3 separate regions of the Homo sapiens genome follow, and regions 2 and 3 are each linked to region 1. A link is a contact called in ENCODE Hi-C or POLR2A ChIA-PET data. All regions are on one chromosome and are shown on one strand. The core of a region is the stretch at or near the end of the contact, and the rest is flanking DNA. Distances in the headings are between cores, read along the strand shown. Region 1 holds the start of JAG2 (jagged canonical Notch ligand 2). Region 2 holds the start of GPR132 (G protein-coupled receptor 132). Region 3 holds the start of LINC02298 (long intergenic non-protein coding RNA 2298).

Region 1 (4,514 bases), core at 922-3,421:
GGTGAGGATGGGGGCAGCAGGCAAGGCTGCCAGCCAGGGCTGCAAAGGTACAGCACAGGACTGGGAGCCACACACGGCAGGCCCAACTGGCGTGAGCTCGGCAGGGATTGCCCTCAACTCACAATCACTTCAGGGCCCAGGATACCAGGTGGGCACACTCCGGTGCCTCCTGCTGACTGGAGCCACTTCCTGGCTCCCAGATCCATCTACTCCCTGATCACAGGTCTGCATGGTGCTCTCATTCCCGCACTCACCCAGTTCCAGGCCCCCAGCACAATGACCAAGCAGGGAAGGACCTCTGGGCACCAGGGCAAGGCCGTGCTCCAGGCAATGAGGTAAGGCGCCCGAGGCCTGGGCCTGCCCACCTACCACTACCCACCTGCCAGCCCACTGGGATGAGTACCTGTTTCCCAGTGACACTGGACCCCTACCACCCCTCCTCCCAGCACGCCCAGGCCAGGGCTCCTGCCTGACTGGCCACCTGCCAGGGGAGACCAGACAGCCCCGACTCAGCTTCTGCCCCTCCAGAATAACAAAACCAAAAAAACCCACAAACAGGGCAGTGCCACAGAAGGTCACTGCACCAGGATCCACTATCTCTGTCTCTGAACGATCTTGGGTCACCATCGGGGGCTTCTGCCGACATAAGCGTTAGGCGTTAGGCTCTCCCGGGCCTAGGTCCCACGGCGCCCGCCCGTGCCCCCCAGGCATCCAGGAAACTGCAGGGCAGGCGCAGGCTGGCCACGGGCCCGGGGCGGCTCAGTCAGGGCCTGCCCTAGACCAGCCCCAGCACGCGCTGCGCACATGCCACCGCGGCCTGCCCGGGACCGGGGCGCCTCGCCTCGCCTCCCCACCCAGACAGACACGCGCAGGGCGACGCAGGCACACGCCGCACACCGCCGCGCACGCGGGACGCCGCCGCCCCGCCCCCGCCGCGACCCCGCTCCCGGTGGCCCCGGGGCCCCGGCGCGCCCACGTGGCCAGGCGCGGACCAAGTCCCCAGAGCACGCGCCCCCTGCCGGCCCCGCCCCGCCTGGGCGCGCGCGGCTCGCACGCAGACCCGGCCGCAGGTGTTGGGGGTCGCGAAGCGCGCGGGGCCGGGGCGCGGAGAGAGAGGGAAGGGCTGGAGCACGAGGGATGGAGCGCACGTACCGGCCAGGCGAACTGGAAGGGGATGACGACGAGGCCCGGGTCCTGGTCGCCGCCGGCCCGGGCCCGCGCCCGCGCTCGGTCCCCCGCAGCGCCCGCCGGCGGCAGGTAGAAGGAGTTGCCGCCCAGCACGGGCGTGGCGCCGTGGCCGTAGCTGCAGGGCCCCGTGGGCGTCACCTTGGCCTGGTACTCCTTAAGGCACACGCGCACGTACGTGTCGCACTCGTCGTGGCCGCAGCCCCCCGCGCGCGTTGTCCGGCCGTCGCCGTCACAGCAGGCGCCGCTCAGCAGCTCCCCGTTCACGTTCCGCAGCGCGCTCAGCTGCAGCTCGAAATAGCCCATGGGCCGCGCCGCCTAAAAATAAGGCAGCGGGAGAGCGGAGGGAGGCGCGGGCCGGGGTCGGCGGGCCGGGCGCCAGGGGTGGGGGAACAGGCCCCGCCGCCCCGCCCCCACCCAGCCGCGCCCGCCCGGAGCCCCAGCCGCCGCGCGCAGCCTCGAGGGCTTCCGAACCACGGCGGCCCCAGGCAGTGCCCGCCCGGCCCCTAGGGGCGGCCCGGTGTGCCCCGTCCGCGACCCCCGCCGCCCCCGCCGCCCCGCTCACCTGCACCCAGAGCGCCAGCAGCAGCAGCAGCCGCCGGGGAAGGCGCCCCCGGCCCTGCGCCCGCATTGCCCCCGCGACCCGCCCGCCCGGCCCCGCCGCCGCCGCCCGCGCCCGGCTCCCAGCCGCCGCGCCGGCCTCCCAGCGCCCGCCCGCCCTCCGAGCGCCCGCAGAGGCAGCGGCAGCGGCAGAGGCGGCGGCGGCGGCGGCGCGGGCGGGGTCGAGCGCAGCGCCGCGGCGCGCGGGCCTGGGCGGCGGGCGTGCAGGGGCGGCGGCAGCTCCGGCTCGCTGGCGGCCGCGCTCCGGCTGCCCGGCCCGGCTCCCACCCGGCGGCGACGGCGGCGGCGGTGAAGGCAGCGGGTCCCGGCCTCGGCTCTGCGCGCCCGCGCTCCCGGCACCGCAGCCAACAAGTTCGGAACGAGACTGACAGCTCGCTCGCCCATTCGTCACCCGCGCACCTGCATATGCATGAGGGGGCGGGGCCGCGCCGCGGGGTGGGGCCGGGGGGGGGTCCGGGGGCGCCCCAGGCTTTAAAGGCGGTGGAGGGCGTCGCCTGCCAGCGCCCCGGCCCGGCGCGCGCCCCCCAGGGCGCCCGGGCGGCGGGGGCACGGGGCCTCGGGGTCAGCGCGGGCCGCGGGGGCCCCGCTCACACCTCCGCGTGAGTCGGCGAGGCGTGCGCCGGCGCCGCAAAGCTGCCTCCCCTCCTCCGCCTGGGCTCCTGCCGGGTGTCAGAAACCGGGGGTGGGGCGCCCCGAGGTTGCCGTGTGGTCCCCTCCCATCAGTGCGCCACCGCCGCGCTCCTCGCAGTCCCAGAGGAGATGCCGCCTCCTACTCTGATCAGGGCTCGGCCCCCACGCGGGGTGGCGCGGCCCTGGGGCCAGAGCCGGGCCCAGCCCCTACTGCGCGCCCCCCACCTCCTCCGAGAATCTCCCCTTCTCCGCGCCGCTCCTACCGCCTCCACGCCGGCTGCAGGGGGCGCTGCGCCCCTCCGACGCCCCTGCCTTCCCCTCTGCGAGGCGCGCTGGTCAAGCAGCCAGTCAACAAATGCTCCAGGGTGCAGACTGCTCAGCTCGGCGCTGGCGTCGAGGTAGCCAGGCCATGCCCTCAGGAAATGCTCAGGCCACATTCCCCGTTTCCCGCCTCTCGCCCCCCAAACTCAGGTCTGGGCTTGGGGGGCGAGAGGCGGGAAATGGGGAACAAAAGTCGGCAGTGCCTGTCCCTGAAGGCTACCCCGAGAGAGGCCTCCCACTGCTGCCCTGGTCACCAGGCTTCCACACCCCATCCTCTGCGGTCACCTCCTTGCCCTCTCCCTGGGTGACCTCGCAGCTCCTCCACAGGGTCAAAACCAATGGCACCTTCCTCTCCTCCAGTGAGCACGGTCCTTTCCAGAGCTAGGGGTCACCTTGGTGGTTAAAGATCCCCATATGGTCCAGAGGGGTCCTCAACCCATCCCCATGATAACTGAGCTGTCTTCTCTCCCCCTAGCTCCTCTCGCAAATTTGCCCTGTGCCCGGAGCTGGGTGGCTGTGCAGCCCCCCAGCCTGGAGCAAGTCACTGCCACCATGCTGCTGGGGCTGAGGGCTGAAGGAAGAGAGCTTTGGAGGCACAGGGCCTGTGAACACCCCATGCGCAGGGTCTGCCTGCTCCATCCCTGTTTAGCAGCTCCTCCAGGATCCAGGCCGCAGGCTCAGCTGAAGGTCCCTAAAGGGGTGGGTGGGAGCCCCCCATGCCCACCTCAGCTGGCTCTGCTCAGAGTGCCCACCCCAAACTTGGTGGTGGGTAGGCTTCGTGGGGATTAAGACACAAGCCAGGATGAGGCCCGCACAGAGACCCCCACCAAACAAGAGAATCCAAGCTGTGTTCAGAGCCTTCCAGTTGCCGCCTTCCGGTGTGTGGGCGGTGATTACCGCCTACGGGGGGAGGGGCTCCCTGTGGAGATGCCACCTCTCCTGTGCTTTGGCCTGGGGGCAGGTACTCGGGTACTCGAGAGAGGGAAGCCCCAGGACAGAGAAGCCCCCTGCCCGGCTCCAGAGGCCCAGGGCTCCATCCCCACCTGCGCCCACTGCCCCACTATGGTGGGGGAGGGGGTGCTGGGTGCCTCTGCTGGGCACTTGGCCAAGTGGTGAACAAGGGAGACTCCGCCCCTGCACACCCTCAGGAGCCCCCAGCCCGGGGGTGGACAGAGGACTTAGACAAGTCATACAGAAGCTGGCATAGGGGGCCGCCAGAGCGTGGACGGGCATGGGTCAGCCAGACCTCACGATGTCCATGAGAGCACCCAGGTCAGGAAGGTGGCCGCACCTGCCCTTAGGAAGGAGGGGGACATAGGAGGCATCGGAGAGGGGGTCCCTTCCCTGCAGGAATTTCAGCAGCCCTTGAGCCAGAAATGCCAGGCAGCTGGACCCTGGTTTGAGTTTCCAGAAGGCAGCAGTGGGAACCCTCGCCCCTCATACATATTTCACAAAACACATTTGCCCCCTGCTGCACCTTGCTGGGGTGAGGGGCTGAGATCAGTGGCGGCCAGGGCTCCAGCCCCAACCCTCACCAGACCAGGCTACCTGGTCTCTTCTAGTAAGGGACCTCGTCATTGTTCTGGGGCCCACTGGACCACAGCACCCTCCAGCCTCCCAGAGCCACCCGTCCCCCAGCCTGGAGGGCTCCCACTCTGAGCGCTGGGCGGTGCCCAGCTTGTATGCAGAGGGCAAGGGTGCAGCTGCTCAGCCTGGCCAGGGGCTCTGGGCCCATAGGGCAGTCCTGGGGACCAGGC
Region 2 (4,514 bases), core at 1,177-3,676, 100 kb before region 1:
GAAACCTCCACCTCCCAGGCTCACATCATCCTCCCTTCCGAGTAACTGGGACTACAGGCACCTGCTGCCATGCCCAGTTAATTTTTGTACTTTTATTCTTAGAGACGAGGTTTCCCTATGTTACCCAGGCTGGTCTCGAGCTCCTGGGCTCAAGAAATCCGCCGGCCTCGGTCTCCGAAAGTGCTGGGAATACAGGCGTGAGCCACCATGCCCGGCCAATGAATCCATTTTCCAGATTAGAGAAGCACCACATGTTCCTGGGATGGACATTTCAATAACAGGATCTAGCATGACCTCACCCAGCCACTGTCCCTGGAGCTCTCTGGCCTGCAAGTTGCTGTGCTCCTCCAGTCTTTTAAAATCTATTTTGTAACTTTTTTTTTTTTTTTAGGCTGAGTTTCTCTCTCGTTGCCCAGGCTGGAGTGCAATAGCACGATCTTGGCTCACTGCAACCTCTGCCTCCCGGGTTCAAGTGATTCTCCTGCCTCAGCCTCTGAAGTAGCTGGGATTAGCAGGCGCCTGCCACCATGCCCGGCTAATTTTTTGTATTTTTAGTAGAGAAGGGGTTTCGCCATATTGGTCAGGCTGGTCTTGAACTCCTGACCTCAGGTGATCCGCCCGCCTCGGCCTCCTAAAGTGCTGGGATTACAGGTGTGAGCCACCACGCCCAGCCTGTTTTGTAACTTATGATGGAACTTTTCAGACAGACACAAAAGGACAGAGAAGGAGCCCTGGCCCCTGCCATGTGCAGGGAGCAGTTCCTCATTCCAGCCCATTTGTCAAAAACAGCTCCTCAGGCTGCTGAGGTCTGTCTTGTGGACTATCTGTAATTTCTTTCTTTCTTTTTTTTTTTGAGACAGAGTTTCGCTCTCGTTGCCCAGGCTGGAGTGCAATGGCACGATCTCGGCTCACCACAACCTCCACCTCCTGGGTTCAAGTGAGTCTCCTGCCTCAGCCTCCCAAGTAAATGGGATTACAGGCGTGTGCCACCACGCCCGGCTAATTTTGTATTTTTAGTAGAGACAGGGTTTCACCATATTGGTTACGCTGGTCTCGAACTCCTGACCTCAGGTGATCCACCTGCCTTGGCCTCCCAAAGTGCTGGGATTACAGGCGTAAGCCACCGCACCTGGCTGGATTGCCTGTAATTTCTAAGCTGTTTCACGGTTGCTGGCCATTCCTAGCCATTTCCGTCTTTTACTCCCACCTGCTTTGGCACCAGGCAAACCTATGACCTCTTTTCTGCCGTCACGTTTGAGACAAACCCTAGGGAGGGAAATGTGGAGTCACCAGCTCCAACCTCCCTGCTCCACCACACCCATCCAAAGCCCATTGTCAACTTTCTTATTTTTCCCAATTTGATAGTGTTGCCCAGGCTAGAGTGCAATGGCGCGATCTCGGCTCACTGCAAGCTCCGCCTCTCAGGTTCAAGCGATTCTCCTGCCTCGGCCTCCCAAGTAGCTGGGATTACAGACGTGTGCCAACACGCCCGGCTAATTTTTGTATTTTTAGTAGAGACAGGGTATCACCATGTTGGTCAGGCTGGTCTCAAACTCCTGACCTCAAGTGATCCGCCCACCTCGGCCTCCCAAAGTGCTGGGATTACAGGCATGAACCACCGTGCCCAGCCCCTATCCTCATCTTCTTCCAGGAGCCTCTGCTCTCCCACCTCGGCCTGGCCAATCTCCTGAAATATCATTTTGTGCTCAGCCCAACTGGCCAGTCTTCAGTGGTCAGTCCCAGTCCCTTGCAGTGGTACAGACCCACGTCATGCACTTGACAGAAGGTATTGGGCCCCCCGCCCCGCTGTGCCTGGTGCGCCGAACGCCACTCCAAAGGCCGGTGACCTGCCCAGCTCCAGGATCTTGTCACGTGACTGGGCCAACTGCCACTCACCGCAGCACAGCCCCCACTGCCCTGCTTTTCCCTCTGTGTAACCCCACAAGCAGCACAGGCCCCACAGAGAGAAGCCCAGCCCTTCAGTGCCCCCCGACCAATCACGGAAGCAAGTGGCCAAGGAGAGATTCCAGGGACAAAGTCCAGCCCCCTGACTCACCCCCATCTGGACCAGTAGCCAGGGAAGCCTTTTCCAGAAGAAAGTCTCCAGGAAGGTGGCGGTGACAAAGATACAATGGAAACTGTTGTCCCTCTCCCCCAAATCCTCCGGCCCCATCACATCTGTGGTCACTGGGGGTCCTGGGTTCTCTCGGGAGGGACCCCAGATTAAGAACCCTCAACAAAGCCTCCATCTTTACCAACAAATCACCTTTGCCTTCAGATCCCCCTCTGCCCGCCTCCAGCTCCCAGCCCCCAGCCCCATCCCAGAGCCTGGCCCCCCAGGCCCACTCCCCAGCACGCAGAGCCCAGCGACTTACCCAGGGCCCCGCCTGCGTGGCTAGCCTCGCACCCCTCCCTGCAGTCCTAGCTGAGGTTTCAGGAAGTAGCAGGGGTCTAATTATGTTCTGTCTAGAACTCCCCTAACCACAAACAGGGCTGAGCTAGGGGTTAGCCAACCGGGCTGGGGTATCTTACTGGTGATGACAGCATGGCCTCGTCACCTTCCTGAGGGAGGGAGTGGCAGGAAACCCCAGTCTTACCTCTTTTAGCAATAGCAGCACTCAGAGCCAGGCTCCACTCACTCAGGAGCTCCCAGGCAGGTGCTGGGGCCTGGCGCGGCACAGCGGCTGTCCGTGTGTCCCCAGACAGGCAAGGCAGGACAGGGGTCCTGGAAAGGCTGCAGGGAGGGGTCCTGGAAAGACAAAATCCAGCTCCTCTGCAGCTCAGGCCTGGTGTTGCCCACTCTCGGGCCAGGCAAGCACGGAGCAGGGTGACTTCCCAGAGGCTGTGTCCTCCCAGGAGTCCCTGTCCGGGGTGCCAGGAGTAGAGAGGCTGAGTGCGCCCACTGCAGCCCCGGGACCAGGATGGCACCTGCATGTCCTGGAAGGCTCGGCACAGCCACTGCACACAAGCACCCTCCCCTCCCCGCCTCCCTCTTCCTACATGGGGCAGGGCCGTGTGGGAAGAACAGCCTACTGCACACTCCACATTCCTCCCCCAGCCCTACCTCAACCCCTCCTGCATCCAGAACCAAGCCTGGCCTGGCCCAGGAGCCCTGCGGGTGGGCTTCTCTGTGAGGGGCCCTGTGGGAACTGGAGGGTGGGCAGGCAGGGTTGCCTGGGACAGTCCCCCTCACTGTGGGGCTTCCGGCCATGATGGGCCCAGTTTCCTTGGACAAAGCCAGCTGGCTGTGGACAGCACCTACAACTCCACTCACCTCCAGGCTGCTTCTGAGTTTCAGGGCACAGACCCACCCTGGTGCCCACTCCCGAGCCTGCCAAGCTCCATCCAAGCCAGGCTCTTTCAGCAGTGGGGACAGGGCCGGGCTGAGGGAAGGAGCTGGGGACCACAAATGTCTCCAAGCGACACTGCCCAGCACCGCAGCAGGGACGGTCACTGAGCGAAGAAGCCGCCATCCTGGGTGGGTACACCCACGGCCAGGAGAGGCCGGTGGAGGCCGAGCCCCCAGTCTACACTTTCCCCCAGACACGTGGATCACAGCTGCCCCCTGCTGCAGGGCCGCATGGCTGGAGGCTGCCTCCGAACAGCGATTTCAGAGGGTTTTGTGTGGGTGGCAGTGGAGTCCCTGGAAAGCTGGGCTTTCCCATTGCCCTGGCGGGGAGGCGCAGGTCTCAGGGCAGGGCCTACCTTGGCTTTCCAGAAACACTTGCCCAGGGGACAGTGATCCTCTAGGGGATCTGGTGCAAACACACGCCTCCACAGGCCACTGCTCATGGGGTCACTGGCCTCCCGGGTCTTTGGGCCAGGGCAGCCCCACCCTCGGAGCAGCAATAGACGAAGCCCACATCAGGCCAGTGGGGGTGATGGCCAGGGACAGCTGTGGGTTCCTGTCGCTGGCCCCAGCAGCCTCCTAGGACCTGCCCCGTCCTGCGCCCCACTGGGTGGTCTGTCACGTTCACCAGGCCTCCTCTGCGCCCCCGGTGAGGGGTCCAGGAGTGACATGCGGACCCGGCTCAGGCCATTGTCACCCTCCATGCCTTCTGGCCTTTGCCAGGCAGTCCGGGAATAGCCGATTCAAGTGAGGTCAGTTGAATCCTCTCTTTGGGTCCTTCACTGGGGTCTGGGAAAGGAAAGTTGGGTCCCTTGGGTGGCAGGAGCTGTGGGTATGAACTGGGGGGTTGGCAGCCGTGTACCGGCTCCCCTGCCCCTGCCAGGTGGAGAAGCCAGGCTGGGGTGGAGGGCAGGCAGGAGCCTGGGAGTCCAAACACTGACAGCCTGGGGGTGTGGACTGGCCCTGCCTATTCCCACCGGGCCTTCGGGACCAGTGGAGGCTGCCCCGGGCTGTGCGGCACCTGGGGTGTTGTCTCTGAGAAGCCCGTCAGGGAGATGGCTCTCCCTGCTCTGACCCCAGCAAAGCGATTCATACCCAGAGAATCCCTCACCAACAGGAGAGCAGGTTTCAGACAGGAAGTCACCCGAACATCCCACGGCTGAGT
Region 3 (4,514 bases), core at 1-2,500, 75 kb before region 1:
ACCCTCCTTCCTGGTGGGTCCTTACTCCCAACCCTGGCCTGGCCATGGGATTGCCAGGGTCTGGTGGGGGGGGGGTCCCTTTCCAATGGGGCGCCTTCCTATGCAGACAGAGGAGAGGGGAGTGGTCAGGCTGGGTCCTCAAGGTGCCCAGACAGGGGTGCGAGGAGGCAAGTGCTCACCGGAGCAGCCAGGAACGCTCCCTGGAGGAGGGGGCCCGGAAGCTCCCTGGCTGCAAGAGTGGATTCCTGAGCAAAAGCTCCGCGGGTGGAGAAAGAGAGTATGGCGGGGGCCACGGGGGTCCGAGTCCCGACACGCGGCTGCGCACTCGCTCCCCTGCACCGCGGGCGGGGCTGGGGCCGGAAACGCGCGCGGCGGCCTCGGATTCCTGCGCGGTGGGACAAGCCCGCGCCTGCGCGCCGCCCGGACAGGGCACGTCGCCCGCGAGGGGGGTGGCGGGCCCAGGAGGAGGGGACCCCGACAGCCCCTCACCGCCTGCCGGGGCGGGCCGCCACGCTGGACGGGGGCAGCGCGGGGCGGGGTCGGGGGGCGGCAGAAGGCGCCTTTGTGCGTCGCGTCCCCGAGCGTGTCGCGGCGGGCCCGGCACCGGCCCCGCTCCAGCGCCCGCCCCCGGCCCGCGCCCCGGGCCCCGCGCGCATACCTGGCGAGGCCACGAGGGGATTCTGCGGGCCGAGCCCCGCCTGGGCTGCGCCGCCGCAGGCGGGAGAGGCTGAGGATTCTTTTGGGAAGCCCCTCCGCCGGCTGTAACCCCAGGGCCGTGCCACCCTCCTGATCACCGCAAGCATGGACCCCCCAGCACGCTGCGGGTGGGACAGGCAGGGCCCCTGTGGGGTGGCTTGACTGGCCTGGAGTTGGGGACGAAGTCCCCGGGCTTGGTCCCCCGAGGGCTTGGTTGGGCGTCCCGGGGTAGGTGGCTGCCGCGGCGATGTGGGCGGCTTGCGTGTGGCCGATCGGGGTCGCTGCTGAGCCCCGGAGAGCGGAGGGTCCAGGCTAGGCTGGGGGAGCGAGAGGCGAGGGCGGAGCCGCGGAGGTGTGGGCGGCTTTCGTGGTCCGAGAGGCCCCAGGTTCCCGGCAGGGCGGGGAAGGCTGGGGCGGGGCCAGAGCCGGAGCCGCGAAGCCGCGATGGAGAGGGCCTGGAGGGTGCGCCAGGAGCCGGCGTCAGGGCCTGCCTCCATCTCCTCCAACCCCCACCCCATTTATTCCTGTAACAAATCCCTACCGGGAGCTGGCACAGCAGCTGTGCGCTGGGGACACACGAGATGCTCACCCTCCCTGCCCTCCAGGAGCTTGGACTCAGCTGAGGTCTGCAGGGGCCAGCAGGAGCAGGGCCGAGGGCCCTGGTGGGAAGGTCGTGGCCCACTAGGGAAGGCTGGGCCCGGGGGGTCAGGTGGAGGGCAGGCTGAGCTGCGAGCTGTGTCTTCAGCCTACAGCAAGGCCACCACTCCCAGCGCCTGGCCTCCTCGCTCCCGAAAGCTCAGCTCAGCCTACATGTGCCGACCCCTCTGTCCCCCAGGCCCAGGTTGGGCACTGGTCAGGACGGTGCTCCCAGAGGGACCCAGTAACAGGAGGAGCTAGGGTGAGAGCATGAGGGTGGGGGGAGCGGCAGAGAGGAGGGAGAGGCAGGAGGTGCTCAGGGCAGGAGTGTCTGGAGTGAGGAGGGAGAGGCAGGAGGTGCTCAGGGCAGGAGTGTCTCGAGTGGGTCTGGACAGGAACAGGAAGGGCATTCCAGGCAGAGGGGCCCAAAGAAGCAAAGGTGCACCAGGGAGAAATGCCCGCTGTGCTCCACCACAGTGGAGGTGCAAACCTCAGCATGGAAGATGAGGCTGGAGGGAGGGGCCTGGGCTGGAACATGGCCAGGATGGCAGTGGGGAGCCATTGGAGATGTTTGAGCCGGGGAGTGACAGGGTCAGATTCGAGTTTTGGAAAGATAACATCTTGAGCCATTAAACAGATTTCTAGGATTTCAGGTTTATTTATTTATTTATTTAGAGACTCACTTCACTCTGTTACCCAGGCTGTAGTGCAGTGGTGCGATCTCTGCTCACTGCAATCACTCAAGGCCAAGTGATTCTCATGCCTCAGCCTCCTGAGTAGCTGGGACTACAGGCGTGCACCACCATGCCCAGCTAATTTTTGTATTTTTAGTAGAGGCGGGGTTTCGCCATGTTGGCCAGGCTGGTCTCGAATTCCTGGCTGGGATTACAGGCGTGAGCCACCACGCCCTGCTGGATTTTGGATTCTTGATACGTATCATCAACCACTCTCCAGAGTTTGGCCAGCTTCACGCTCCATCAGTGGTCTCACCATAGACCTTCTAATCTTGATTGTGTTGGCTGGTGTCTATTTTCTAATGGTGTTTGGTTTTGGAACCTGCATTTCTTTGAAAAAGAGTGAGCATGTGCATTTTCCCAGATGCCTGGTATCCAACTGCACTTCTCCATGTGTGCATTGTCCCCTGAGCTGGCAAGAAGATCCTACTAGTTGGTCTGCATGCCATGCCAGCTCGGCCTTGCACCCTGGGGGCCCAGGTAACTAGCTCTCACCAACAGAAAGAGATGTGATGGACATCACCTGAGGCCAGACCCTAAGACCTCTGTGTGCCCCCTCCGTGTCTCCTGTCTGCAGCTGTTGTCCACACCAAGGGTGGCCTACAGAGGGAAGTGAGGACCTTGGGACTTCCTCCAGGACAGCCCTCGCTGTCCAAATCTCCACCTGCTGCAGAGCTGCCTCCAGTCAAGCCCTTGTTTCCAGCTTTCTGTGCCCTAAATAAACTTCTGCTGGGATTGAGCCATCAGCATTCTGTGGTGGGCGTCGCTGCTGCGAGGTTGCCCTCGTGCACACAAGCTCCTCACAGGTAAAGGTGATCTGCCTGTGGACATACTTGTTACAGAAGTTTCCCACCTGCTGTGCGCATCTTGCCTGTGTGCAGTCACCATTCTTTATGCAGTTGGTGCCTCCATCTGCTCCTGTGTGGTTTCTTCTTTTGGTTCCTTTATTATCTCTCTTTTGGTGCTGTTTCCCAGGGACTTAACTGCTGGAAGTTTGATAAATCCTCAACTCTCAAATTCACCCTTTTCTATAGATTTAAACAGACATTGAATGTTTCACCTAGCATTGGGGCAGAAGGAAGGTGCAGGCTCGGCCCTTGGCCCTTCTCGGCCAAATTGATCTCGCGCCCTTGAGAAGCTCCAGAATGAGTCTGAGAAGCCTCACCGGGGCTGATACATCCCTCCAAGGTGGGGGTCGGGAGACTCCCTGGCCAGGGGAGGCCTCCCCTGGGCCAGCTCCAGGCTTTGCCAGGCCCCCTTGGAGCCTGCACCAGCCGTGCCCACCAGGCACAGGCCAGCACGCACGGAGGCTGGCAGGTCTGTGAGCCCAGGATTAGGGGCCCACAGAGGCAGACCCAGGGGTCCTGGAGGTCACAGACAAGGCCGTCAGCTTCTCTCAGCCCGTGCAGCCTGGCCCTGGCCCACCAGGCCAACCTTGTGTGGGTGTGTACACCACCCCCATCCCAGGGGCCACACCCCACCTGGCTCCCGTCCCATGGCTGCCCCAGGGAGGTCTTCCTCTCTTCTCTGCCCACAATTCACCCTCTCCCTGAGCCCTCTTCTCTCACCTGGGATCTGATCTTTCCTCCTGGACACTCATGATGCCCACAGCTTGGTCACCAGCTCTGTGCTAGAGATCCTGACAATCCCTAAGCCCCTTCCCCAGCCTCGGTCTCCCCATCCCGGGAGCAGGGCGGTGATGCCACCCTGTACATGCCTCTGTCCCCAGCCCCGGCTCTTCTCCAAAGTGCGACGCGGGTCTCCAGTGGCCTGGGACCTCCATCTCTCAGAGGCACCCCTCCCCTGGCAGTTCAGGCTCAGGAGCCACCTCTTTCCCTCCGTCTCTGATCAATTCAACCTCCTAAACGTCTATCCACTCTGAGCCCTGTCCCATTCCTGGCTCCCCAACTCACCTTGTCTCCATCCTGGCTGCCAAGAGAGCATCTCAAACACACATCTGACTTGCCCCCTCCTCTGCTCTGAAGCACACACACCATTGCTCCCCAGTACCTGCAAGATCAAACCCAAGCTGTTGTTGTGGCCACAACCTCAATAGAGCCCACACCCCGTCAGGCTATGTCTGGCTATTTACAGGTCCGCCCACCCGGGTTCTGTGCCCCACACTGAAACTCAGGTGTTACTGCTTCTGCAAACCCTGTCCTGCCTCTGCCCCCTTCTGAGTCCCACCCAGCTCTACCCCCTCCTTTGTGCCCCCGACCTGGCCTGTGTCTGCATCAGTTGAGAAGCCCTTGCCTCTCTGGCCTTCCCCGGCTGGGTTTCAGGGCCCTGCCATTTCAGCCCCAAGCCGGAGTCAAATACTGTGTTTCCCCAAACCACAGCAAGGAGAGCCCTCACCAAGAGCCTGCAGAATGAGATGCTCAGCCCCTGTCTGGGATGCAGCCTCCCAGAGAGGCGGAGTGACTGGCTTGGTGTCACACAGCACATCCA

What was found. A loop is a pair of places that touch in the nucleus more often than their neighbours do. ChIA-PET counts read pairs that join two places held with the same protein, here RNA polymerase II (POLR2A). Pooled maps may share reads with other maps.
Region 2: a loop to region 1 is called in a pooled map, with 2.5 times the contacts of the local background. The contact joins the promoter of GPR132 here to the promoter of JAG2 in region 1. A Hi-C loop is called at or near these places in 4 of 50 pooled maps. POLR2A ChIA-PET finds 5 or more read pairs at or near these places in 3 of 52 experiments (GM12878, K562 and activated CD4-positive, alpha-beta memory T cell).
Region 3: a map of heart left ventricle shows a loop between it and region 1 (13-fold over the local background). The contact joins the promoter of LINC02298 here to the promoter of JAG2 in region 1. A Hi-C loop is called at or near these places in 58 of 168 maps with a recorded cell type or tissue (A673, CD4-positive, alpha-beta T cell, CD8-positive, alpha-beta T cell and 36 more), 20 of 37 single-sample maps with no recorded cell type and 40 of 50 pooled maps. POLR2A ChIA-PET finds 5 or more read pairs at or near these places in 6 of 52 experiments (A549, HCT116, HEK293T and 3 more).

What each region holds. Positions count from the first base shown.
Region 1 is chr14:105,166,605-105,171,118 of GRCh38, forward strand. JAG2 (jagged canonical Notch ligand 2) reads right to left here and starts at 2,172. Exons shown (of 26, transcript NM_002226.5): 1 at 1,751-2,172; 2 at 1,153-1,503. The coding sequence starts at 1,816. RefSeq lists enhancers at 894-1,393, 4,042-4,514.
Region 2 is chr14:105,063,004-105,067,517 of GRCh38, forward strand. It overlaps GPR132 (G protein-coupled receptor 132), which reads right to left and starts at 2,427. Exons shown (of 4, transcript NM_013345.4): 1 at 2,376-2,427. RefSeq lists enhancers at 646-705, 1,116-1,255, 2,933-3,450, 3,126-3,295, 3,506-3,575 and 1 more.
Region 3 is chr14:105,092,897-105,097,410 of GRCh38, forward strand. It overlaps LINC02298 (long intergenic non-protein coding RNA 2298), which reads left to right and starts at 1,251. Exons shown (of 6, transcript NR_110546.1): 1 at 1,251-1,320; 2 at 2,431-2,546; 3 at 2,644-2,872. RefSeq lists silencers at 300-559, 870-919, 1,090-1,139 and an enhancer at 782-1,404.